3 separate regions of the Homo sapiens genome follow, and all the other regions are linked to region 3. A link is a loop called in an ENCODE intact Hi-C map of the cell type or tissue named here. Cell type or tissue: tibial artery. All regions are shown on one strand.

The links. Hi-C counts contacts between places; a loop is a spot of excess contacts. Peaks named below come from ENCODE experiments on the same cell type or tissue, not always from the same donor. Only the 100,000 strongest peaks of a DNase experiment are listed, where the experiment ranks them.
Region 1: a loop joins it to region 3, with 2.1 times the contacts of the local background. A loop is called at or near these places in 9 of 110 quality-filtered maps.
Region 2: it touches region 3 in a loop (3-fold over the local background); 11 of 110 quality-filtered maps call a loop at or near these places.

The regions. Positions count from the first base shown.
Region 1 is chr21:45,216,988-45,224,987 of GRCh38, reverse strand. It overlaps ADARB1 (adenosine deaminase RNA specific B1), which reads right to left. Exons shown (of 11, transcript NM_001112.4): 10 at 3,974-4,152; 11 at 1-2,970. The coding sequence ends at 2,791. Among named protein-coding and RNA genes, the nearest start is that of LINC00334, 13 kb to the left of the region's middle. RefSeq lists an enhancer at 4,131-4,697. In tibial artery, no CTCF peak of the experiment used is centred here; a DNase peak (open chromatin) is centred at 4,600; H3K27ac peaks cover 2,489 bases.
Region 2 is chr21:45,157,023-45,165,022 of GRCh38, reverse strand. All of the region lies in intron 2 of ADARB1 (adenosine deaminase RNA specific B1), which reads right to left. Among named protein-coding and RNA genes, the nearest start is that of LINC00334, 73 kb to the left of the region's middle. RefSeq lists an enhancer at 3,544-4,189. In tibial artery, no CTCF peak of the experiment used is centred here; DNase peaks (open chromatin) are centred at 1,402, 4,692 and 6,212; H3K27ac peaks cover 4,540 bases.
Region 3 is chr21:45,273,400-45,281,399 of GRCh38, reverse strand. POFUT2 (protein O-fucosyltransferase 2) reads left to right here. Exons shown (of 9, transcript NM_133635.6): 5 at 3,231-3,297; 6 at 4,258-4,383. Among named protein-coding and RNA genes, the nearest start is that of POFUT2, 10 kb to the left of the region's middle. RefSeq lists an enhancer at 640-1,839. In tibial artery, no CTCF peak of the experiment used is centred here; DNase peaks (open chromatin) are centred at 3,909 and 4,549.

The DNA of each region.
Region 1 (8,000 bases), 56 kb after region 3:
GAATTTTCTGCTAAGTCTCTAAAAGCCACATCAAGGACACTGGATGGAGAGTGACACGTCAATGAAACAGCTATAGTCTAAAAGTGCACACCGAGCGCTCAGAAGGGAGGGATTAAAGTGCTAAGGTCCCCGATCTGTCTCACGGAGGAGTCAGCGTTCTGTATTTTGTTTATTTTTTTTCTGATTACAGATGAGCTGTCCTAGGAGCAGTGCAGAGCCTCTGGTCCCCTGCACGTCACCTTCCTCCCCACAGCCGCCCCGCCCAGGGCTCCCCGAAACCAGTTCCTTCCTACAGCCGCCCCCTGCCCCGGCCCAGGGCTCCCGGAACCCAGTTCCCCCTGACAGCCACCCCGCCCAGGGCTCCCTGAACCCAACTCCTCCTCACAGCCGCCCCCCAGTAGCCCCCTGCCCAGGGCACCCCGAACCCAGTTCCCCCCAACAGCCGCCCCGCCCAGGGCTCCCCGAACCCAGTTCCTCCCCACAGCTGCCCCACCCAGGGCTCCCAGAACCCAGTTGCCTTGGCTGCCTTCCTCCTGCCTGGACGGCTTGGGATAGGGTGCCCTGTGCCTGTCCTCAAGGCCGCACGAGTCCACCCCGGAAAGGTGCCACCTCACATGGTCTCAAGGTAGCTGCTCAGGCCCCACAAGGTGAGGCACTCACTTATTTGGGGTGGTACAGGGAGCAATCATGCTGACTTTAGCTATTACCTGACAGAAGGGAAAAGCCAGACATACCGGGTAGTTTTGTATGTATATGGAATATATTAACACTAAACTTGGTAACCAAAATCCACATATTTTTAAAAACGAAGTCCATCTCCCAATCCCCATTAGAAAAAAATACAATTTATCAAGACAATAAAAATGCACAGACTTACAAGGTGTTTTTTCTAGAGTGTGCAAGAGCCTGCTTGGGGGAAAGCCAGCGACAACAGACCCCTCTCCTTCTGCAGGTGCAGAACCCCAGCGCGATCTGCCTGAACAAAACCCCACTGTGGTGACGGAGCGGCAGAGACGCCTGCTGTGACTGCTTCAGGGAGACAACTACCCTCTTCGGTGGAGGAGGAGGCTGCTGTGGGGCAGATGTTCTAGCCGCTGAACCCGGTCATGTCCCCAACAATGAGCCCTAAGCAGCACCCCTTCCTGCCGTGCTGCGACGAGATCTGTGTGGACACACGTGGATGGGGCTCCTGACATCAGGAGGCACACCCCCCGCCGAAGCCACGGTGTTTCAGTTTTGGGGTCTGAGCTCCCAGCGTCCGGTGGGAGGATGACGCCCCTCTGCCCCTGCTCTGGTTTCCTAGGCTCATCACGGACACACAGGTGCCAACACCCTGGATTTCGCTGTGGCAGGTGTATGCTGTGGGGTAAGGTCTGCACCAATCTCTCCCCATGGCCCCAGGAGACCCACCTGAACACCCTCTAGAGCCTTGGAGCTGGGCACTGCACTGGCAGGCAGAGCACTTCTCTCAGCTCCTCTTTCATCCTGAGCGGAGGCAACAAGGCACCTGGTGCAAATCTCTGAGCTTGGTGGAGGTGGTCCACACAGGGCCCTCGCCCGCCGCGCTCCTGACCTCCCGGGCTGACTCCCTCTGTCGTGGGGCCGTCCCGTGCACGCTGGGCGCTGGGCAGCCCTGAGCTCCCGTCAGGACTGTCAATGTCTGGCCTACACTACGCCAGCAGCACGTGGTCTCACCAGCTCTCACTTGGATGCTTTTTATTTTTCAAACATGTCTTTGATAAAGCTGGAAACAATAATTTAAAACTATGGCATTTTCCAAGAATGAGTATCTACTGAAATCATTCTACTTCCATCCTGTGAAGGCCTTCGGGCGGTCACCCACATCCATTCGATTCAGAGGAAGGAACAGAGGGAACTTAGGCCATGTATTGTGCAGTAGCCCTCGTGATTCCTTCTAGTCCATAAAAGTTAAATATCCTTTAAAAAACCTGAATGAATGGCCAGCCTGGGATTACTGGCCATGTATTATCTGTGATTACTTAGAAGTAAACTGAGAAAAGTTTTCCATGATCTGATCCTACAAGGAGTACAGAAGCTTCTAGAGGAGGCTGAGGGCTACAGGGGCCTGGGTCACGCCTCTGCAGGACACACAGTCACTGCTGCGGGACCCCATGTGCATGACAGGGCCACGCTACACCATGCTGGGAGTCTGCTCCTCAGGGAGAGACTGTTACAACCTAGTGTGTGGAACTACCCAGGGAGGTACCTACGGAGAAAAGAGACCTAAGTTTAGACAGACGTGTGGCGATTTCCTTTAGGCTACTATTTCCTACCTCTATTTTCCCACCCTCCTCCATATATAGATGCTTTTTTGCAATTAAAATAATGTGGCATAAAAGTGACCTGACACAATTACTTCCTATTTTATAAACCACATTCCTAGCTCTGAATAAATTATTTATTCAAGAATTTCACACAAAGTAATTTCTATTTTCCTAAACTTAAGGAAGCCCTACTCAGTAGAACTCAATTTCTAAACGTAAACCGAGATTGAAAGCAGTCACTGGACGGTTCAGAAGGGGAAATGCTGCGGCAGAGAGATGCCAGGCGGCGATGCTGGGCCCTGACGCACCCCATCCCCTCCCCACACTGCGCACCTGCCCCAGGTCTGATGTGAGATGCTGGGGACAACCGTGGACACCTGGTGGTCCCCCGTGTCCCCCTACTCCCTCCCCAAGGTATGCACCTGCCCCCAGTTCAGATGTGAGGTTCTGGAGGATGACGCTGGATGCCCACAGCCCCCTGCACCCCCCATCATGTCTGCCCGGGTCAGGGCGTGAGTGAGAACTGGTCCTGCTCGGTGGGCTTCTCCACCCAGGCCCCCAGCCCCGCCTTGATGAAGGCTGTGAACAGACGCGCCTTGGCGGCCTGGTACTCCTTTGCCGCCAGCTTGGACTCATGGTACACGTTGGGCTTGGTAATCTTGGAGCGTAGTAAGTGGGAGGGAACCTGTGAAGGGATAAAAAAACAAATGCAACTGTTGACGCTGTAACAGATGAAAACAACACCTAATAAGATACCAAAACATGGCCTTCAGAACTGCATTGGCTTCTGGGGGGAAAGCAACCCAGAGGAAGGCGCCTTCTGCCAAGGGAACGGCTTCACACAGAACAAGGTGCGGCGTCTCCTAAGGGCTGAGTTATTGCCAAGTTCCAGTCTTGCTGGTCAAACAGGCAGCTACAGACCCCCGAGTTCTGAAGACATGCTTCTGGGAAACCACCAATAGTGGATTCACGTTTCATTTTTAACTCTAAGAAGCACCACGGATGTTATGTGTGTCATCACCCTGATGACCTCGGAGGCCTTCCCTCATGCGGCCAGTAACTCCTTCTGTGTGGACCTTGGACTTGTGGCAGCTGGCCTGGGTGCTGCCCCTGGTGAACAGGACCCTCCCGGGCACTGTCCCTTCTGGCTATACCTCCCATGCCAGTGCACAATGCTGGTCTCAGAATAAACAGATGCCATCTACTTGACTGAAGAATACACACAAACTAGTAATACCCTGACTTACTATATAAAGTTTTATTCTGGGGAAAAAAGGGCCCCACAGCTAATTCAAAAGGTTTAAAAACTCCACTGGAGGGTTATCACAATCCAAGCAATTTTTATGTTGCTGAGAAGGAGGGGACAGCAGGGTGACTGGCCCTGCGTTTTGCATAATGACTTTCAATATCTGAGAGTAAGAGACGTTTCCACCACACACAGTGGCCTGGCAGTGGGTGTTACCCTGCAGCAGGGAGGAAAAGAGCTGCCTTTGAGATGGCATTAAGGTTTCAGGGACGTAGCCACACTTCTAAGCTAAAACAATCTGAAGGAAGAATCATTCCAAGTGATCGTTTTCGGAAGCTGTGCATGATGACATGATGAAACAACTTAAGGAACAGTAGGTGTGAGGACAGACAAGCTATTGGGGAGGTGGAGCCGGCGCATTGCGGTGAGGGCGCCTCAGTACCTTGCCGTGCACACGCATCCAGCGACAGTACAACGCGTGCTTACACAGGCGGGACGCGCGGCCCAGCTCATCCTTCCCAGTCGTGGCGTTGATGACCTCAATAGCGGAGTCGCCTACCGTCCAGTTGACACTGAAGTTGGGGGCCTTCCCTGGCTGCCGTGCTTCTGCATTGCTGATGCCTGAAACGGAAGACACAGGAAGGTGGTGTGAAGCCCGCTTTCACCCCCAGGGAGGGAGCAGCCACGGGCGGCACACTGTGCTCAGACATGGCCACAGAAGTGCGTGGTGGGGGAATTCTGCCTGCCGAGGAATATACGCAGACTTGAGCGTGCATCTGCCGTGGCAGTGGCCTCACACTCTTCCACGGCCACCAGAATAGGAGCAGTGCTGAGAAAGCAGAACTGACCCACGGGTATGCACTTGTCTGACAGGGCAGGTGGGCAGAAGATTGACAGAAACCTGAAATCATGAGACTTCCTGACAAGTGTGTCTTTTCTCACTCTGGCACTGACGGAGCCAGGAACCTTGGCAGCCTGAGAGTGGATGGGTGGGAGCCACTTCTGAGACTAATGCAGGGTCCCATGAGGTCGTGCAGGTGGGGGTTGCTCCTGTATCACACCACCTCTGGCGCTCATGCCTGCATGTGCTCCCCTGCCACTGAGAGGCCAGGCATGTTCAGGTCACGTGGCTTTGCATGTGTGACATCCATGATGCAATAGGAAACCCTAATTCTTAACAAGAGTCTTGAAAAAGTTCATGGAAAATGCTTATTATGAAAAAACCTCATGGATTTCAAAATTTTTTGGCACCAAAATAAACTTGTACTAACTTGCTGAAACATGTCTGAATAGGATCTAGTTTGAGGCACTAAGAAGATTAAGACATCTGTTTGAAAAGCGCTCCTATCAGAGCTACATGACTTCTGCTAAAATTGAAGCAAGAACAAACATCAAACAGGAGATAAAAATAGCTTTTACAAAGACAATCCTGAAGAAAATGCATAATCCAAAAAAAAAAAAAAAAAAGGCTACCAAGAGGCAGAAGGGGCCCAGTCAAAGCACAGGCTGACTGGCCAAAGCACAGGCCATGGCAGCATTTTTGGGATGCTCAAGGCGTTTTGCTTGTTGGGTTCACATGGAGGGCCAAAGGATGGTAATATCTGCTTATGATGACAGTGTTTCAAGAAAGTGAGCCAAAGCTTTAGCAGAAACCCCCTGGGGAAGCTTCGCCAGAGACCTTCACCATGACAAAGCGCCTATTTATTCCTCTCATCAAACAAGGGCAAGTGTGTGAGGGTTTCGAGAGGAAATCATGAGCCATCCACCTTATGGTGGTTGCAAATCCACCTCATTTGGCTCCTTCTGACTTCTTTTTGTTTCCTAATCTCAAAAATTCCTTAAGGGGCATGCTTAAGGAATTTTTCTTCAGTTACTAATGTAAGAAAGACTGCACTGACATGGTTAAACTCCCAAGACATTCAGTTCTTTTTTTCGAGACGGAGTCTCACTCTTGTTGCCAGGCTGGAGTGTGTGGTGCGATCTTGGCTTGCTGCAACCTCCACCTCCTGGGTTCAAGCGATTCTCCTGCCTCTGCCTCCCAAGTACCTGGGACTACAGGCGCGTGCCACCATGCCCAGCTGGTTTTTGTATTTTTAGTAGAGATGGGGTTTCACCATGTTGGCCAGGATGGTCTCAATCTCCTGACTTCATGATCTTCCCGCCTCGGCCTCCCAAAGTGTTGGGATTACAGGCATGAGCCACCACACCTAGCCACCATTCAGTTCTTTAGGGACAATCTAAATGGCTAGGATCAGCACTTACAAAAATGTCTTGAATTTGATGGAGCTTATGTTGAGAAATAATGTTTATATCTTTAAACATTTTTTTATCTTTTAACTTTATGAACTTTTTGAAGTACCCTTGTACTTATTTTCTTGCTGTGTTTAAACGATCTCATCTTAACTAATCACAGGCTAATTCTGCAGGGTTGAAAGTTTTTAAAAAGACACTTGCATAACTCGGAATTGAATACATGTATCTGCATTTATATATTGAGCTTGATAATTCATATCACATGGATGTTATAGGCCACCAAAATCAAAACTAATTTGGGATATGAATCTTTAGAACATGCTTAGAACATGGGCAGACTCATATTCTGAACCCAGACACTGAACTGTCAAGCCCACTGGCCAGAAGCAGCACACTGCACTCTCAGATGACTCAGTACAACTCACTTCGTGCCCTGTGGAGGCCACCCCCACCCCGTCACCATGCTCACTTGCTTTCAATGACCATTTATCCCTCCCTTGGAGAGATATCAAAACCCAGATGACAGTTCACTGTTCAGAGTAAGGAACCCAGGCAGAGTGTAGCAGATCCCCTGAATTGAGAGTCAAGGGAAACCAAGTCAGCCAGATTTCATAAGACAGAGTACCGGAAGGAAGAGACATGCAGACAGAGTGAGCCCTGGAGATACGCAGAGGGTGTCCTTGAATATCCTGCGGAGCACTGATCAGAGTAGGCATGTTACTCAATCAAGGCTGGGAAACAGCCTCCTGAGAGAATGGAAAAGTGCCTGACATTCACATATAGAAGATACAGACATAAAGATATAAAAAGGCCTAAGCCAAATTTCTAGAGAGGAAAACTACAATGTATTAGATAAAAAATACACTTGATGGGACTAACCACAGAATAGAAACCGCAGAAGAAAAGATTAGTGAACTTAAAGACACAGTAACAGAAACTACCAAAAATGAAACACAAAGAGAGAAAAAAAGAACAGAAAATCAGTGATATGGGGCAGGTTTAGGTAGGGTGAAATATGTGTAATTAGATTTCATGACGGTGAGGAGAGAGAAGGGGGAACGGAAAATATATCTGAAGAAAGATGAATAAAAAATTTCCAAATTTCATGAAACCAACAAACCCATGGATTAAAGAATTTCAATGAATCCCAAGCACAAGAAACATGAATAAAACTATATACCAAAGCACAACAGAACAAATTGTTCAACACTAGTATTAAGAGAAAATCTTAAGCAAACCCAGAGCAAAAAACACACAGAGGAATAAAGATAACAACACATTTCTTACTGGAAACAACGCAAACAACAAGTCAGGGAAGCAATGTCTTTAAAGTGCTTAAAGGAGAAAAAGGACCCTGCCATTCCAGCAGAAATATATTTGTACAGCAAAATATACTTCAAAATGAAAGCAAAATACTTTCCCAGACATACCAAAGCTGAAATAATTCATCATCAGAAGACTTGTGCTACAAGGAATGTAAAAGGAAGTCCTCCAGCCAGAAGAAAAAATGATACCAAAATGGAAATCCAGATCTATACAAAGAATGAAGAGCCCTGGAAATGATAGCTACATGGATAAATATACAAGAGGTTTTTTTCTTATTATTTAAATTCCTTTAAAAGATAATTATTAAGATGAAAATAATAAGATGTGGATTTTTTTAACACATGCAAAAGTGTCTGAAAACAATACCACAAAGGTTGGGAATGGAAAAACGAAAGTATCCTGTTGTAAGGTTCTTTTACTATATGTGAAGTAGTATAATATCACTTGAAGGGAGATCGTGGTAAGAATGCATACTATAAACCCTAAAAACCACCACCAAATTAACAAAAGTTACAGCTCAAAAGTCAAGAAGGAGTCAAAATGGAATCATCAAACACACCCAATTAAGGCAAAAGCAGTAAGAAAATGAGGAAAAAGTGAACAAAGAACATATGAAACACGTAGAAAATAAGTAGCAAGATGAAATTTAAACCTAATAATATCAATAATCACAATAAATGTAAATGGTCTAAGTACCTCAGTGAAAAGGCAGAGATTGTCCATGGTGGGAGAGAGAAGCAAGATCCAAACATATAAATATATATAAATATATGTCTATAAGAAACATATTTTTAAGATAAAGTACTTTAATATAAAGGGATAGAAGATACACTGTGCTAACACTAATCAAAAGAAAGTTGAGGAGGTTATATTAATCTCAAAACAAATTT
Region 2 (8,000 bases), 120 kb after region 3:
CAAAGGCCAACTCCTTGTTCACCTGGCCATCCCGGGCAGCAGGTGTACCAATGCACATGTGTAAATCCTGTCACCTCGCTGCAGCCATCAGGCCAGACACCTGGAGACTACCTGGTTCTCTCTCCCCTCTCACCCCACACCCCATGTCACCAGCTCTTCTCCCAAAGTTGGGCTAAACACATCAGCCTGTCTGCTTCTGCGCTGCTGTTACCACTCAGCTTGTGCAGGAGCCTCTCTGCCTTCTCTTGACCCTGAGAGCCCCTCTCCTCGCAGCAGCCAGGGTTATGTCCTTATAAATAAAAAACGTGCTCTAACACATGCCCATGTGCTCATCGTCAGCCCTTCGCTATGCCCACCAGAGCCTCTCCAACTTCCTGGGGTGCTTCCCTGTTCCCTCCCTGCCATGTCCTCGCGCAAGGCTTCATCAGACCCCACCTTACTGCTCAAGTCCCAGCTCACACGGCACCAACCCACCCCACCGCCCCGCTCCCTCTCCCTCCACGCACAGTGCAATCCACAATTTGTCTCCCTGTTTGTGGCCTGCCTCTCCCAGTGGGCTGCGAGGCCCACATGGCTGGGGCAGGCTCGGTCTCCTCCACCCCTCCACCCCGGGCGCCATGCCTGCCCCCACAGGCATGCTGTACACTGAGTTCCTCCACCCCCGCCTTTTCCTTGGCAGCCCCAGTACTTGTGCCAACGCAGGGGCAAACTTGGGGCTTTCGTGGCCTACTTCAGGCCCTGTGGACACATTCAACAGCTGTCCTCCCCTGTCCAGAGTCTTCACTTGGCTGCTACAGTTGTTTCCTAAAAATAAACCAATCCTCTGAGTGCCGTAACATCCCTGAGACGCCTACACATCCTCGATGGTGCCTGCGACGTGGCAGTGGCTCTGCAGCTTTCTGCTCTTTAAAACAGGGCCATGTGTTGGTCTTCACCAGAAGGAAAAAGCATGAACTTCTATCATTTATTATTAATCTGCAATTTTTATTGAAAGGTGTCAACTGGATGGCAAGTGTTCAAATGTACACTAGTTCTCACCAGTTAAGGGATCAGCAAAAAAAGCACACAGCCCAAGGTGACTGTGCCGAGTGAACTCAGCTATGGCAACGTGGGACAGACAGCTACTCTGAGTCTACAGGAGCAGGGCCAATGGCCCCAAACCAAACACAGCAAGCATGGGGACAAGCGTGGCAGAGCACAGAGGGCCAGATGTCCCTCGAGTTTCCCTTCAGTCACCCCACTCACTGCTGCCTGGTACTCAGCATCCCCGAGCAGGCCCAGGGAGCACACCGTCCACACCCGACTCCCATAGGCCCCAGCAGCCCCCAGGAGGTCACACATGTGCTACTATTGTGGTGAAACTGCACAAGGCTCGCTGCTGTGGATGGAGCTGTGGATTCCACTGGCCTTGAGGGCCCAGAGTCAGCGTCCCCAGTGGGGGGCCTTGAGGGCCCAGAGTCAGCGCCCCTGGTGCAGGGTGGAGGTGGGGGGGAGATTCCTGGCTCCTTGTGCAAAGCTGGTTGCCCCTCCCCGCTCACTCCCCCGCTGGCCTGACCACCCTGCTTTTCCCACCAGGCCCTGAGCTCTGCTAGGACAGACTCAAGCCTCATCCTCAGTGTCCACAGCTCTCAGCCAAGTGCTTCCTGTGAGGAAGAACGTGGATGCTTCCAATTGTGATGTCCTCAACCAACTAATCACAGCCAGGGAATGTTACCTGTGCCCTGTTGCCTTTTGGGACCTTGTGGGCTGTATCCACTTTCTCCAAAACACATCTAAACTTGACTGTATACGAACTGACCTCTAAGTCCTTAAATCAGAAATATTTGTAAATGAAAAGGCTTTAAACTGGTTACTATTGATGTGAAAGGGATCTACTTAGTACAATCCTCATTAACAACTGTTTTCCCAGGCAGCTATTAGCATCCTCTTCTAAGGAACAGAAACACCTCATGGGTCACTCTGGATGGGAAGCCTCTGACCAGCCTGCCGTCTGCAAAACGACAGTTGGCCGAGTGGGCAAGGGAGCACTGGGTGAGAGTCTGGGACTGAGCCTGTTTCAGGCCCTCGAGCTCTCCGACCTGGGTCTGAAGTGTCTGGTGCTGTGAGTTAAGATTCACATCTGGGTCTGAAGTGTCTGGTGCTGTGAATTCAGACTCACATCTTCTTGGAGCCTGTTTCAGGCCTTTGAGCTCTCCAACCTGGGTCTGAAGTGTCTGGTGCTGTGAGCTGAGAGTCTCTCCCATCTTCTTGGTTGTGGTTCTATAGGCGGAGCAAGCCCTGGTGATTCAGTGCTAGCACAGCACCTGCATGAAGGAGCGCTCATGGGCATCAGCTACTGTCCCTAAAGCAAGGAGTGGGGCTTTCATGGACAGATCTGCATGCCCCTGCTTCCCCATGTCCCTAGTCAGGTGTGGCTCTTTTTGGTAAATCAGAACCCAGTGTCATAGGATCCTCAGGGTATCATTTTTCTGGCCAGAAACCTCCATCACTGGTGGCGCCTTTACCCGAGTTTTGCTTGGGCCTGCTGGGCTCATTCTGCCCACACAGCCTGGCAGGCTGCGCTCGGCTCACACTTCCAGCCTGGATCCCATGCCTGCCAAGGGGGAGCCAGGTGTGGAGTGGCAAGGGGTGTGTGAGTGAGTGGGCGTGGGGTCCAGCCATTGTGTACAGCCAGGCAGGCGAGACGGGCAGACCTAGGCACTGGCATGGACACTGGCTCCCTGCAAGGCTGCAGCTGAACCAGGCATACCACACACAGCTTCCATGGCTGAAACCAGGGAATACGGTAGTGCCCAGAAGCTTGGAAACACCAGGAACCGCAGGGCCCCAAAGGGGGCGTCACTGCCCTGGCTCAGGGAGCTCCTAGGTCTGGGCTCCTTGAAGGGCTGCAGCTCTTCTCTCCTTCTCTCCTCCTCTCCTCATTGCCTGCAATGTGGCAAACAATGGGTGTGTTTCAGCCCTGTTTGTGTTACAGCTCTTTCAGACCTGCCATTCAGCAGGTCCTGAGTTCTTCTCCCATGTCCAGGAAGAATGAGGTGCGTGGACAAGTGGAAGGTGAGCAATGTGAAGAGGTGCTTCATTGAGTGACAGAACAGCTCAGAGAGACCCACAGTGGGCAGCTATTCTCCATAAGCAGGTCATCCTGTCTTCTGCCCAAGTCTGGCTGAGTCCGGGGGTTTTTATGGGCTTCAGAGGAAAGTGTGTGCTGATTGGTGCATGGGCAGTCACGGGTGAGCCCTGGAAAAGCACCGTAAGTTCTCACTCCGGTCTGTGGAACTGACAGCCTGGGCCCCAGGCCTTAAGTCCTCTGTAAGCTGAAGGTGGAGTTTCACCAGGGACCCTCCCCTTTCTTCCCAGGAGCTTGTCTGCCTCCGGCCACCATTATCCTGCCATCCACAGTGTGCATGGCATCCAGAGTGTTCCTGCCGAGGGGCGGCTGCAAGGCCTGCGCTGTGCTTCCCTCAGCCCCGCGTTGGCCTCCCTCTCATGCTTGTCAGCACCCAAAGTCTGGGGGTGCCGAGGCAGCAGGGTGCTGGCATGTCAGCACTGCCCTGAGCAAACACACACCCAGCCAGGTTGTGACAGTGTCCCAGCTCGGCCACAACTTTGATCTGAAACTGGAGCAGGTGCTGGGAGTGGGGACAGACCAAGCAGTGGGAGCAGGCACTTCTCAGCCTGTCGGGGCAGGGGGGCTTCCTGGGCCCTGGTGAGTGCAGGGATGCCTGGGTCCACAGCTTCTAATGGACGGCTGCAGCTGTGCCCAGGATGGCAGGGCTCCTGCCCCTCCAACTTGGAAGGGGGTGGGGCTTCCACCTGTTCCCGGTTCCCACCAACTTGCGGAGCACAGAGCCCTAGCCTCCCCCGCTGCAGCTGACACCACGGCAGCAGCAACTCCAGACAGGCTGCAGCTGCCATCACCAGCCTCATCCACACTACAAAAACTGATATTGACTAAAACACTAGATGGTACTGACTACAGCAAGCAAATGCAGGCCAATTAATCCTGCCAAGTTATTTGCAGTATAAATCCTATAAAGCAGATCTTTAAAACCCTGGCTATTTATACTCTCAGAAGAATTACAGTAATTCTTACAGAAATATATTTTCAGTCATGTTTCAACTTGTTTTCTGTTAACCTTCTAGGTGCACACCTTCTATGTAAGTCGATTACTTAACAACACAATGACCCTAACAGAAAATAGGATAATAACACAGAGTTCAACTTGTGGAAATGAACAAAAAAGGAGTAAAACCCAAATTCAGTACACGCTCTGTAAGGAGGACACTCACCATAATGAAATGATTAAAAGGCAAATAAAATTCTACCTTGTTTACAATAAAATCCATAACGTTATGACTGGAAGTCATATCCAGGAAGATTTTTAGTAAGAATTCCAGACACATAAAATCTAGAACATGCTGCTTATATTTAATTAATTAACAATATTTAGCACTGAGATAACTAAACAGAAGTAAGCAACTGGAAGTATTTTAAAAAACACAATCATCATGGCAAAGCAGTGCTGGGGCAACTCTAAGGGAACAAAGCTGAATCAGAGAGCATGGTGAGCGTTACAAATGTGCATGGAACATGTGAACACACATACATCACAAGACAGTAAGCAAGAAGGCTGAAAGCCACTCCTTTTAATGGGAGTTAAAACAACCAAACAGAAAGAGACTATGCGAACGTCTGTAAGCCCTCCCACTGCAGCGGCTCCCGGCAGGGATCTCCCACCTCCTTCGGTCCAGCTCTACGAGGATCTGTGAAAATGATGGAGGTTAATTCCTTCAGTTACCTGCACCCTGAGTCCACTGGATAAAGACCATGTGTTTTCCTTCCATCTAAGGGACCTGGAGCATGTGCCTTGACAGAAGGCAGCCCCTACCCGATGGGCCTGGAGGCAGACATGGTGACCTCCCTGAAAGAGAACCAGGTTTCTGTGGTCAACCTTCCAGCAGCCTACTATGATCGATAATTGTCTTTAGACAAACACCCAATTAAAAAATGTGAGCAAAATTCATAAAAGAATAAATGCAAACAGGCTTTAATACGTTGACTTTTGAAAGTTTCCTTTCATTTTGCAGAAAGCAAAGATAGTTTTCAAAGTGACACACAGCGCATGGAAGTGACAGGTTGGCTCAGGAACAGGGAAAAGGGTCACTTTCTATGGTGAGCAGCACCCATCTGGCCTCTTGGAAGCCAACACGGCCAGGCCTCCCATGGGGAGCAGCCCCCTTGGCCTGACATACCTTGTTCACACTGCTGTCCAGAGGGTAAAACAATCCCAAAAGTCAGAAGAGGCTGGCAATGGGAGAGGACTATGGTGGTTAAGAGGTGCAAAGGGGCCTATTCGCCTCCCATTGGACACCAGGAATGAAGCTGGAGGGATGCGGCCACCCCTCTTGTATGCTCACATCATCCTCCAAGGCAGAAGTAAGGCATTACTGAGCCCCTGGTCATAGTAAGACAAAAATATAAAGCCTTAAACACTTCTAAATCTAATTCTAGTACTACGAATTGGAAGAAAATTATTATGGTTTTGCTCCCATTCAAAGATTTAGCTTCAAGGATGATGATATAGTTTGGCTGTGTCCCCACCCAAATCTCGTCTTGAATTGTAGCTCCCATAATTCCCACGAGTGTGGGAGGGACCCAGTGGGAGATAATTGAATCACAGGTGCAGTTTCCCCCATACTGTTCTCGTGGTAGTGAAGAAGTCTCATGAGATCTGACTTTTTAAAAGGAGTTTCCCCTTTCGCTTGGTTCTCATTTCTCTCTTTGCTGGCTGCCATATAAGACGTCCCTTTGTTCCTCCTTCATCTTCCGTCATGATTGAGAGGCCTCTGCAGTCATGTGGAACGGTGAGTCAATTAAACCTTACTTTATAAATTATTCAGTCTTTATTAGCAGTGTGAAAACAGACTAATGCAGATGATCACCTTTGCTTTTTCATAAAGTTTATTTTGTATCTATGTTTCCGAATTCTTACAATGAACATGTACTGCTTCCATAAGAAAAAAAATAAATTTTATTCTAAGCCTCCCTCCCACATACACGAATATGCCTTACTCTATACAGAATTCCACATGCAGTCTGGAAGGGGAGCAGACCCACGGGAGACTGAGTCACACTCCAACCCACCACAAGCTGTCTCTGCAGTCTTATCTGCAACCACCGTCAACCGAAAGAACGGCACACTTTTCCATGATATTACACAAAATATTGTATGCCCTGTACATTCTAGCATACTGTCAGGTCTCAGACAGCCTGTGCAGTTGGCCCAAATACAGGCAGAATAAATAGCTGCTAAGCAGAGGGACACCCGCGGGGTGTGGGGATGTGAGGAAGGTAGGACAGCTCAGGGTGCTTTGGTGGAGGAAACACATATGGGACCTGTGAGCCCTGGGCATGAGGCTGCTGCACAGTGGCCTCGGGGAGGTCCCTCCCCAAATCCCCAAGAGCCACAAAATGATGTCACTGGTACAGGACCAAAGATCCCTAAACTCTCTGACCCAATTTTGCAAATCTAAGGCATTTATTCCATCCTATTATCACTACTACAACATACTATATATTTTACACCTAACAAATTATGTGTTTTATAAGGCCTAGAGCAAAACTTCCAGATGGTCCCGTTTGCTTCCACATTCTGCCTCACTGTGTTCTACACTGATACCCTCTTCAGATGGGACTCTGGAGGCGATGATCAGAAAGAACCCCCAAAGGATGAGGCCAGTGGCTGAGAGAACAATGGACAAGGGAGTTCCCCCCTCCCGCCCCAACCCGAGAAGAATCAGGGTCTGGAGAATGAGGATGCTCCCTGCTGTGCAGGGTGCAGGAAGCTGGCCAGACAGGGCCAGGCTGGGCCCTTCCGCCTCCTCTCCTGCATAATTGTATTTTATCGCAGTTACCCTGTCCCTGTGTGGCTCCCAGGCTGCTGGCCCAAGAAGAGCCACAGCCAGACCAACGAAACAACAATCAGTGATCACCCCGAGGTCTGGACACCAGCTGGAAAGAGGTGATGGGCAAGGACACAGGCTCGCCTCCTGTGGGGGTGCTGTGCAATTTGTGGTGTGTGCCACTGCATCTGGGCCAACTCACACAGCTTCCTGCGTGCTTCTCTGTATTCTTTCTCACCTTTCTATTGCTGGACTAGAAGCAACTGCCAGGGTGACTTCTGTTAGAGAACAGAGCTTAAGGATGGAAGAAACCTAGGTCCCTGAGTGACTTCGAGGGCCAGCTGTGCCACAGAGCATCACCCTTGCTTCTGATGTGGTCACAAGCCCTGGCCCTTCTTGTCCCTCTCCCTCGTTACCCCCACCCTATGCACATATGTCCATACATGTTCACACATACAGAGCCACACTGATCCACACGCTTGTTTCCCGCCTCAGTCAGGCATGCCTAAGCAATGGCAAGCTTTAGAAAGCCACATGAACTGCTGAAGGAGACATCCAGCAACAAAATCACAGGTCAGAGCCGGCACACGAGAGCACAAACCTTCACAGGGCCCTGCCTTCGTGAAGTTGCTCCGTCCTTCACAGTGCAAACGCAGCAGCAATGCATTTGAAAGACTGTCCACTTTGCTCTACTTAACACAACCTAAGTAAGTTCCTGCTTATTTGAAAATTGTAGTTAATTTTCTGGAATCAAAGGGAAAAAAAAGACAACGATGTAAACTTTATTTTCAATATTAACACTTATAACTGCACTAAGAATTGGCACTGTTCAATCTGCTTTGGATCCAATTTCCATGGTATTTCAAGTGCAATTTCACAAATCTACTTCTACATGCTTACTTTAGAATTTCAACTGTTAACCTAGAGTGTATGCACCTGTGCTTGAAATGCACCCTGTAGCTGAGAGGAGCTCCTGCCCAGGCAGCAGAGTCTTTCTTGTGCTGCGAGGCCCATCAGCACAGATGCAGTGAAAGGTACACACATAGCCATTACAACGGGTTCTAGGAGATCTGGGCCTTCTATCCATAACGCTGCTG
Region 3 (8,000 bases):
CTAGGCTGAATTGTTTTGGTTGTTGAGATGCAGCTTTAATGTTGTCCTGGGACTGGGTTCATTTCATGACAATATTCGGGTTTTGGAAGCCAGTCTGCCTACGTTTGGGGCCTGTGGAACAGTCTTGCCAGTCAGTTTTTTTGACTCACATTTACAGGTTAGAATGGAGCTGAGCCCAGAGGGGGCTTCCAACTAGATGGTCCTGATTTAGGAGAAACGCTTCTGCCGGGGAGCAGGGGGAAAAGGCGCAGTGGAAAAGGAGGCTGATGATGGGCGGTGAGGTCATCTGCCCCCAGCACCCAGGGAAAGTCTCTTCCGGGGGTTAAAGCCCTAATGGGAAGGTGAAGCTATCAAGCCGTCAGGAGAGGAGCCTCACCACCGTGGGGCAGAAAGCTTTCTTCAACAAGATGGGAAAAGCATGGACCAAAAAAGAAAGATTGGTAAAGCCAGTTACTTTAAAATCAAGAACTTTTGTCCATTAGAAAAATGGAGACAGGCCTCAGAGAGGGAGGTCCTGCAGCACATTTGATAAACTAAGGACTCTCTGGGATACAGGAGACGAAACTCAGCGAGTGAGGGACGGGCAGCCTGGGGTGAGGCGAGTCCAAGACGGGATCCGTGCAATTGAGACGAAACCCAGCGAGTGAGGGACAGGCAGCCTGGGGTGAGGCGAGTCCAAGACGGGATCCGTGCAATTGAGACGAAACTCAGCGAGTGAGGGACGGGCAGCCTGGGGTGAGGTGAGTCCAACACAGGATCCATGCGATTCAGGAGTAAGGACAGCTGCTGTTAATGCGAGCAGGTGCCCCCATTGCTGTCATGCTCGGGAAACCAACCGCTGTCGGGAGGACAGGCCTGCAGGGGCTCAAAGGCTGCTCCTGGAGCAAGAATCTGGTAAAACCCTGGGAACCCAGTGCACCCTGAATGCGGGACATGCACCCGCAGACCCCTGCCCAGGAACGTTCATAGCCTCCCCGGACCAGGAAAACACGTGCACCCCTCAGCCACGCACTGGATAGAGTGTGGTAGATCCACAGCTGAAGATGGGCAACCTGCTGCCGTGTTCAACAAAGAGAAATCAAGATATAATGCCCAGTAAAAAAAAAGAAAAAGATAAATGTAGTCATGTTCCATGTGCATGAAGGTCAAAGACAGTCCCGTGCATCGGAGGGAGAGATGGGAGGATGCCGGGGAGGCCCCTGAGGACGGGGCAGAGCAAGTGTGTGAAGCGCTTTCTTCCTCCTTGTTCCTCCACCCGGGTGGGGGCTGCACCGTGTTCATTTTGGAGCAGTTTGTCTACCTGTGCCCGTGCGGAATGTCCTCTACCCGCGCCCGTGTGGAATGTGCGTCTTGAAGTGCAGTATTGCATTTCATAAAAAGCCCTTAAAACGGCATTAGAAGCAGGGCCGGAGGCACCCACTGAATCCAGCTACACCCATCTCTCCAGAAATCGCCTCACATGGCCGCCTGTGCATGCAGCCATCTTTTGAAACACACGTGGAATCACCACACGTGCCCTCTCCATGCGGTTTTCAGTTTGCCCTTTCTTCCCACCCAGCCATTCACCTGGGTATTACGACACATGGACATCACCTCGTTCTTTTGCAGTTGTCTGTGTACAGATGGAAGAAAATGTGGCTTTTGGTTGTTTCCAGGTTTCTGTAGAAGAGTCTTTGTGTGAACCATGAGGGCGTAAAACTGTAGGATGCCACCCAGAAGAGGATGGCTGGGTGTGCCCTTGGTGCAGTCCTCAGAGTCCCCGCAGTGGCCGTGCACGGCTGGTTCCCAGGCAGCCACGAGGGCCGAGAGCTTCCATCTGTGTGGATCCAGTAGCAAAATGTGGAATCCTTGCTCTGTTCGTGTGTGTTTCTTTGATTTCAGAGTAAAACTACACTTTAAAAGCCTTTTGAAATGTTATTCTATAAAATGCCAACTTAGATATGTTGCTCATTTTTTCTCTGTAGAGATTACATTTTTTTGTTTGTTTGTTTTTTGTATTTTTTTTGAGACTGAGTCTTGCTCTGTTGCCCAGGCTGGAGTGCAGTGGCGCGATCTCGGCTCACTGCAACCTCAGTCTCCTGGGTTCAAGCGATTCTCCTGTCTCAGCCTCCCAAGTAGCTGGGGCTACTTGTGGCATGCACCACCGCGCCCGGCTAATTTTTTTGTATTTTTAGTAGAGACGGGGTTTCACCGTCTTAGCCAGGATGGTCTCGATCTCCTGACCTCGTGATCCGCCCACCTTGGCCTCCCAAAGTGCTGGGATTAGAGGCGTGAGCCACTGCGCCTGGCCAAAATTAAAATTTTTATTTTTCCTTAAAAATTTCTGCGTTTTTGTATTCCAGCCTTTACCACCCCAATATTCAGGTCTATTTGCTCACGGTCCATTTTGTGTGTTTCGTTTTTATTTTGCATCAAGAGCCCTGGGGGGAGTTTGGTGAGACGGTTGGCTCAATGGCTGGAATAGGAGAGGCACTTCCCACGTGGAATTAGGTAACGTGACAGTCACAGGCACCAGGATGACTTGTCAGACCCAAACTGGAGCAAGGAAGGCACTGAGGAGGAGGCACCTGCCTGCGAGTCTGAGATAAAGGCCAGCTGGAGGGCTCTCTGAAATAACCCCAGGACGTTCCTCACGTGCTTCACGCACCTCACCTTTCACAGCCGCTGCTTCAGTCGTGTGCCCGTGTTCCTGGGACTAGGTTTGCCACCGGACAAGGGTTGCAGTAATTCGGACGAGACGCTGTGGAAAGAATGCCTGCCCAGGAATGGCGTCTCTACCACGGAACAGATGCAGCTCCGGCTTTGAGCTCGAGTCAGTGAATTTGTTTCCAGGCAGCTTATGTGAACCTCTCCTTTTTGTCAAAGAAAACCTTCCCCCACCCTCCCCTCCTCAGGCACGCCTGCAGCTTGCCATAGCCGTCGGTGGATCCTGGATTCCAAGCCTTTTGCCCACTGTCAAATACACTCCTCAAATTAGGAGATACTTTTCTCTGATGTCATTCTGTTCGTTGACAGTAGGCATTAAAGCCCTCTCAGAACCGTGGTGTGGAGGCCAGACAGCAGCCTGCCTGTGTCTCAGCCATAACCACCCAACGCGCCCTGGTTAGTGTCCCTCGGAGACTTGGTCTCTGCTTCCTCGGCCCGGGGTTCTCCCAGTTTGTGCTCTGAGAGTGTGAATGTCATCATCCTTAACTCTTATAACTGTTTATTCTTCTGTTGTTTAAAAACAGGTCCGTGATGTTAGACAGAGCCGAGAACCTACTTCACGACCACTATGGAGGGAAAGAATACTGGGATGTGAGTGTTTCCTCGGGAGCGTTTTTCTCAGTTAGTGTATGTTGCCCATTATTTAGCTTTTGAAAATTTAAAACAGTCGACAGCTCTTTTTGAACCTTGCTGATTAAAACCATCATTTTAAGCCATGGATTTGGGCAACTGCGGTGACTGTGCCACCCCCAAGCCTCACGTGGCTGCAGAGCCAGGTCCTCGGGAGCCCGCAGGGCCACCCAGCTCTCCCCTCTGATGCCACAGGCCCTGAATGCGGTGGCAGCGCCCTGGAGTCAGCCCCGGAGTCAGTGACTCCGTCAGTGGCTGGAACGTAGACCCCTCCTTTCTCCTCTCTTTAGCTTTGAAAGGTGGGACTATTCTCTGCAGCGGGTCTTTTCCGTTGGCGTTGATTTCCGCATTGATGGGGTGACTTCCCATAGCCACCCCTGGTTCTGTGAGTGAGTGGGAGCAGAGGGCGGGAAGTGGCTGCCCCCTCCCGTGGACACAGCAGGCCTGCTGACGTGTTCACCAGGGCAGCAGCTTGTAAAGCCGGAACCTGCCTGCAGGAGACACAGTCCCTGCTCACGTGGGACTTTGTGCAGGTCAGTCCCACCCCGTTTGGCAAAGCAGGATGTGCTAACCGCCTAAGCTAGAAGTCGAGTTGGGGAGAGACTGAGGGGAAGGAGCTGCACACAGTTGTGCCAGCCAGGGGCAACGGCCAGCTGAGCCCAGTGTGTGCCGCAGCTTCCCACGGCAGGGGCTGGCAGAGCCGGCAGGGGTGGGCGGCTTGCCCTGCGTTGGCTTCATGCAGGAGACCCTCCAAGAGCCTCCACCGTGGATGGCGCTGCTTCTCAGGCGACCGTGGATGACGTGTCTGAGGGGCTTGTTCCAGCTGCGGGGGTGGGTGGTGGCAGCGACAGGAGAACCCGCTCCGGGAGGGCTGCGTGGCGGGCGGGCGTGTTCTCAGCCGAGCCGTCGCCGTTTCCACAGACCCGTCGCAGCATGGTGTTTGCCAGGCACCTGCGGGAGGTGGGAGACGAGTTCAGGAGCAGACATCTCAACTCCACGGACGACGCAGACAGGATCCCCTTCCAGGAGGACTGGATGAAGATGAAGGTAGCCCCCCTCCCTTTTGTTAATTAGAGAAAAGGTAAAGTCTCTCTGGAGATGCCCCACACTCAGGCCTTCCATGTAAAGTCACAGCAGGGTTGGCGTGTCTGTGGGCGTGGATGCCTCGGCGCCTCTCTGGAATGTGAGTCACAGTAATGACCTGCTCTCGGGAGGCGCCGGGACCCTGGGGCCCTCGTCATGTGCAGACTCAGGGAGTCACTCGGCCTGGCTTTACCTTTAGTAACACGGGCAGTCATGGCAGGCCCAGCGGACTCAAAGGTGTTCTCAGAGCGCGGCAAGGCCAGGAGCGCGGAAGCAGGAGCTCGAGGTGGTCAGAGGCACGTTCGGCCTTTTTCCCTCTTGACTTGATTGATAAAGAGAAAAAAGCAGCGTTCACCTGGACTCACCCAAAAGCACCATCAGTGCTGTTTTGGTCTAGAATCATCCTTTTCTTATTCTTTGTATATATTTTTAAGTGTTTTCTGAAAGTTTGAGTTTTTCTGTGATGTAATTTCAACAAATGTGTTGCTTTTTCAACTTGATATTGTTTTTAAGCATTTTCAGTGTCTGTTTTTAGCGTTTTTTAAACAAAACTTTCATAGAAGTGCCATTTTACTCGCTTGTTCTTTATGGGGTATTTGAGCTATTTCCAAGTGGAATAGCATTCATTGTTCCAGCAATAATTAAGTTACTTGGACAGTTTTTACTGGGGAAAAAATATAGAAGATTTTTTTTCATTTTTATCCCACTTGTGTTTCTTTTCAGTGTTTTTTTTTTATTCTTTTTAATTTTATTTTTAATTTTATTTAATTAATTTGTTTTTGTTTTCGTTTTGAGACAGAGTCTCACTCTGTCGCCCAGGCCGGAGTGCAGTGACACGATCTCAGCTCACTGCAACCTCTGCCTCCCGGGTTCAAGCAATTCTCCTGCCTCAGCCTCCCGAGTAGCTGGGATCACAGGCGCGTGCCACCGCACCCGGCTAATTTTTGTATTTTGAGTACAGACAGGATTTTCCCATGTTGGCCAGGCTGGTCTCAAACTCCTGACCTCAAGTAATCCACCCGCCTTGGCCTCCCAGAGTGCTGGGATTACAGGCGTGAGCCACTGTGCCTGGCTTATTTTATCATTTTTTTTTTTTAGCCTTAATCATTTTTGGGGAGCAGGTGGTGTTTGGTTACATGGATAAAGTGGTAGTTTCTGAGATTTTGGTACACCCATCACCCGAGCAGTGTACACTGTCCCCAATGTGTAGTCTTTTATCCCTCACCCCCTCCACTCTTCCCCTCGAGTCCCCAAAGTCCATTGTGTCATTCTTATGCCTTTACATCCTCATAGCTTAGTTCCCGTGAGAACATACAATATTTGGTTTTCCATTCCTGAGTTACTTCACTTAGAATAATGGTCTCCAGCTCCATCCAGGTTGCTGCAAATGCATTCATTTCGTTCCTTGTTATGGCTGATGTACCACATTTTCTTTATCCACTCATTGGTCAATGGGCATTCAGGCCGGTTCCATGTTTTTGCAGCTGTGGATTGTGCTGCTATAAACATGCATATGCAAGTGTCTTTTTCATATAGTGGCTTCTTTTCCTCTGGGTAGATACCCAGCAGTGGGATTGCTGGATCAAATGGTAGTTCTACTTTTAGCTCTTTAAGGAATCTCCACACTGTTTTCCACAATGGTTGTACTAGTTGACATTCCCACCAGGAGTGTCGCAGTATCCCTTTCACTGCATCCGTGCCGACATCCATTATTTTTGGGTTTTTAAATTATGGCCATTCTTGCAGGAGTAAGGTAGTATCCTGTTGTGGTTTTCATTTGCATTTCCCTGATCATTAGTGAAGTTAAGCATTTTTTCATACGTTTGTTGGCCATTTGTGTATCTTGAGAATTGTCTATTCCTGTCCCTAGCCTATGTTTTGATGGGATTATTTGTTTTTTCATGCTGATCTGTTTCATTTCCTTGTAGATTCTGGATATTAGTCCTTGGTCGGATGCAAAGTGTGCAAGTATTTCCTCCCACTCTGGGAGCTGTTCGCTGATTGTTTCTTTTGCCGTGCAGAAGCTTTTTAGTTTAATTATGCCCTATCTATTAATGTTTGTTTTTGTTGCATTTGCTTTGGGTTCTTGGTCAGGAACTCTTTGCCTAAGCCAGTGTCTAGAAGAGTTTTTCTGATGTTATCGTCTAGAATTTTTATGATTTCAGGTCTTAGATTTAAGTCTTTAATCCACCTTGAGTTGATGATCCAGTTTCATTCTTCTACATGTGGGCTGCCAATATCCCCACACCATTTTTGAATAGAATGTCCTTTCCCCACTTTATGTTTTTGTTTGCTTTGTCGAAGATCAGTTGGCTGTAAGTATTTGGCTTTATTTCTGGGTTCTCTTCTGCTCCACTGGTCTAGGTACCTATTTTTATAGCGGTACCATGCTGTTTTGGTAACTATAGCCTTGTAGGATAGTTTGAAGTTGAGTATTGTGTACTTCCAGATTTGTACTTTTTGCTTAGTAGTTTTGCTTTGGCTATGTAGGCTCTGTTTTGGTTCCATATGAATTTTAGGTTTTTGTTTTTTCTAGTTCTGTGAAGAATGATGATGGCATTTTGATGGGAATTGCACTGATAGATTGCTTTTGTAGTATGGTCATTTTCACAATATTGATTCTACCCATCCATGAGCATGGGATGTATTTCCATTAGTTTTTGTTGTCTATGAATTCTTTCAGCAGTGTTTTGTAATTTTCCTTGTAGAGATCAAGTTTTGTGGGTTTTTTTGGTTGTTTTTGTTTGTTTGTTTGTTTGCAGCTGTTGTAAAAGGAGTTGAGTTCTTGGTTTGATTCTCAGCTTGGTTGTTGTTGGTGTGTAGCAGTGCTACTGAGTTGTGTACATTGATTTTGTGTCCTGAAACTTTACTGAATTCATTTATCAGATCTGGGAGCTTTTTGGATGAGTCTTTAGGGTTTCCTAGGTATACAATTATATCATCAGTGAACAGTGACAGTTTGACTTCCTCTTTACTGATTTGGATGCCGTTTATTTCTTTCTCTTGTCTGATTGCCCTGACTAGGACTTCTAGTACTATGTTGAATAGAAGTGGTGAGAGTGGGCATCCTTGTCTTGCTCCAGTTCTCAGGGTGAATGCTTTCAACTTTTCCCCCGTCAGTATAATGTTGGCTTTGGATTTGTCATAGATGACTTTTATTATCTTGAGGTATGTCCCTTCTATGCCACCTTTGCTGAGGGTTTTAATCTTAAAGCAATGCCGGATTTTGTCAAATGCCTCTTCTGCATCTATTGAAATGATCATATGATTTTTGTTTTTAGTGCTGTTTAGGTGGTGTGTCACATTTGTTGACTTGGATATGTTAAACCATCCCTGCATCCCTGGTATGATACCCATTTGATCATGTTGTGTTATCTTTTTGATATGTTGTTGGATTCGGTTAGCTAGTATTTTGTTAAGGATTTTTGCATCTATGTTCATCAGGGATATTGGTCTGTTGATTTATGGAGGATTCCCTCTTTCTCTGTCTTTTGGAATAGTTTCAGTAGAATTGATACCACTTCTTCTTTCAGTGTCTGATTTCAGCTGTGAATTCATTGGGTCCTGGACTTTTTTTGTTG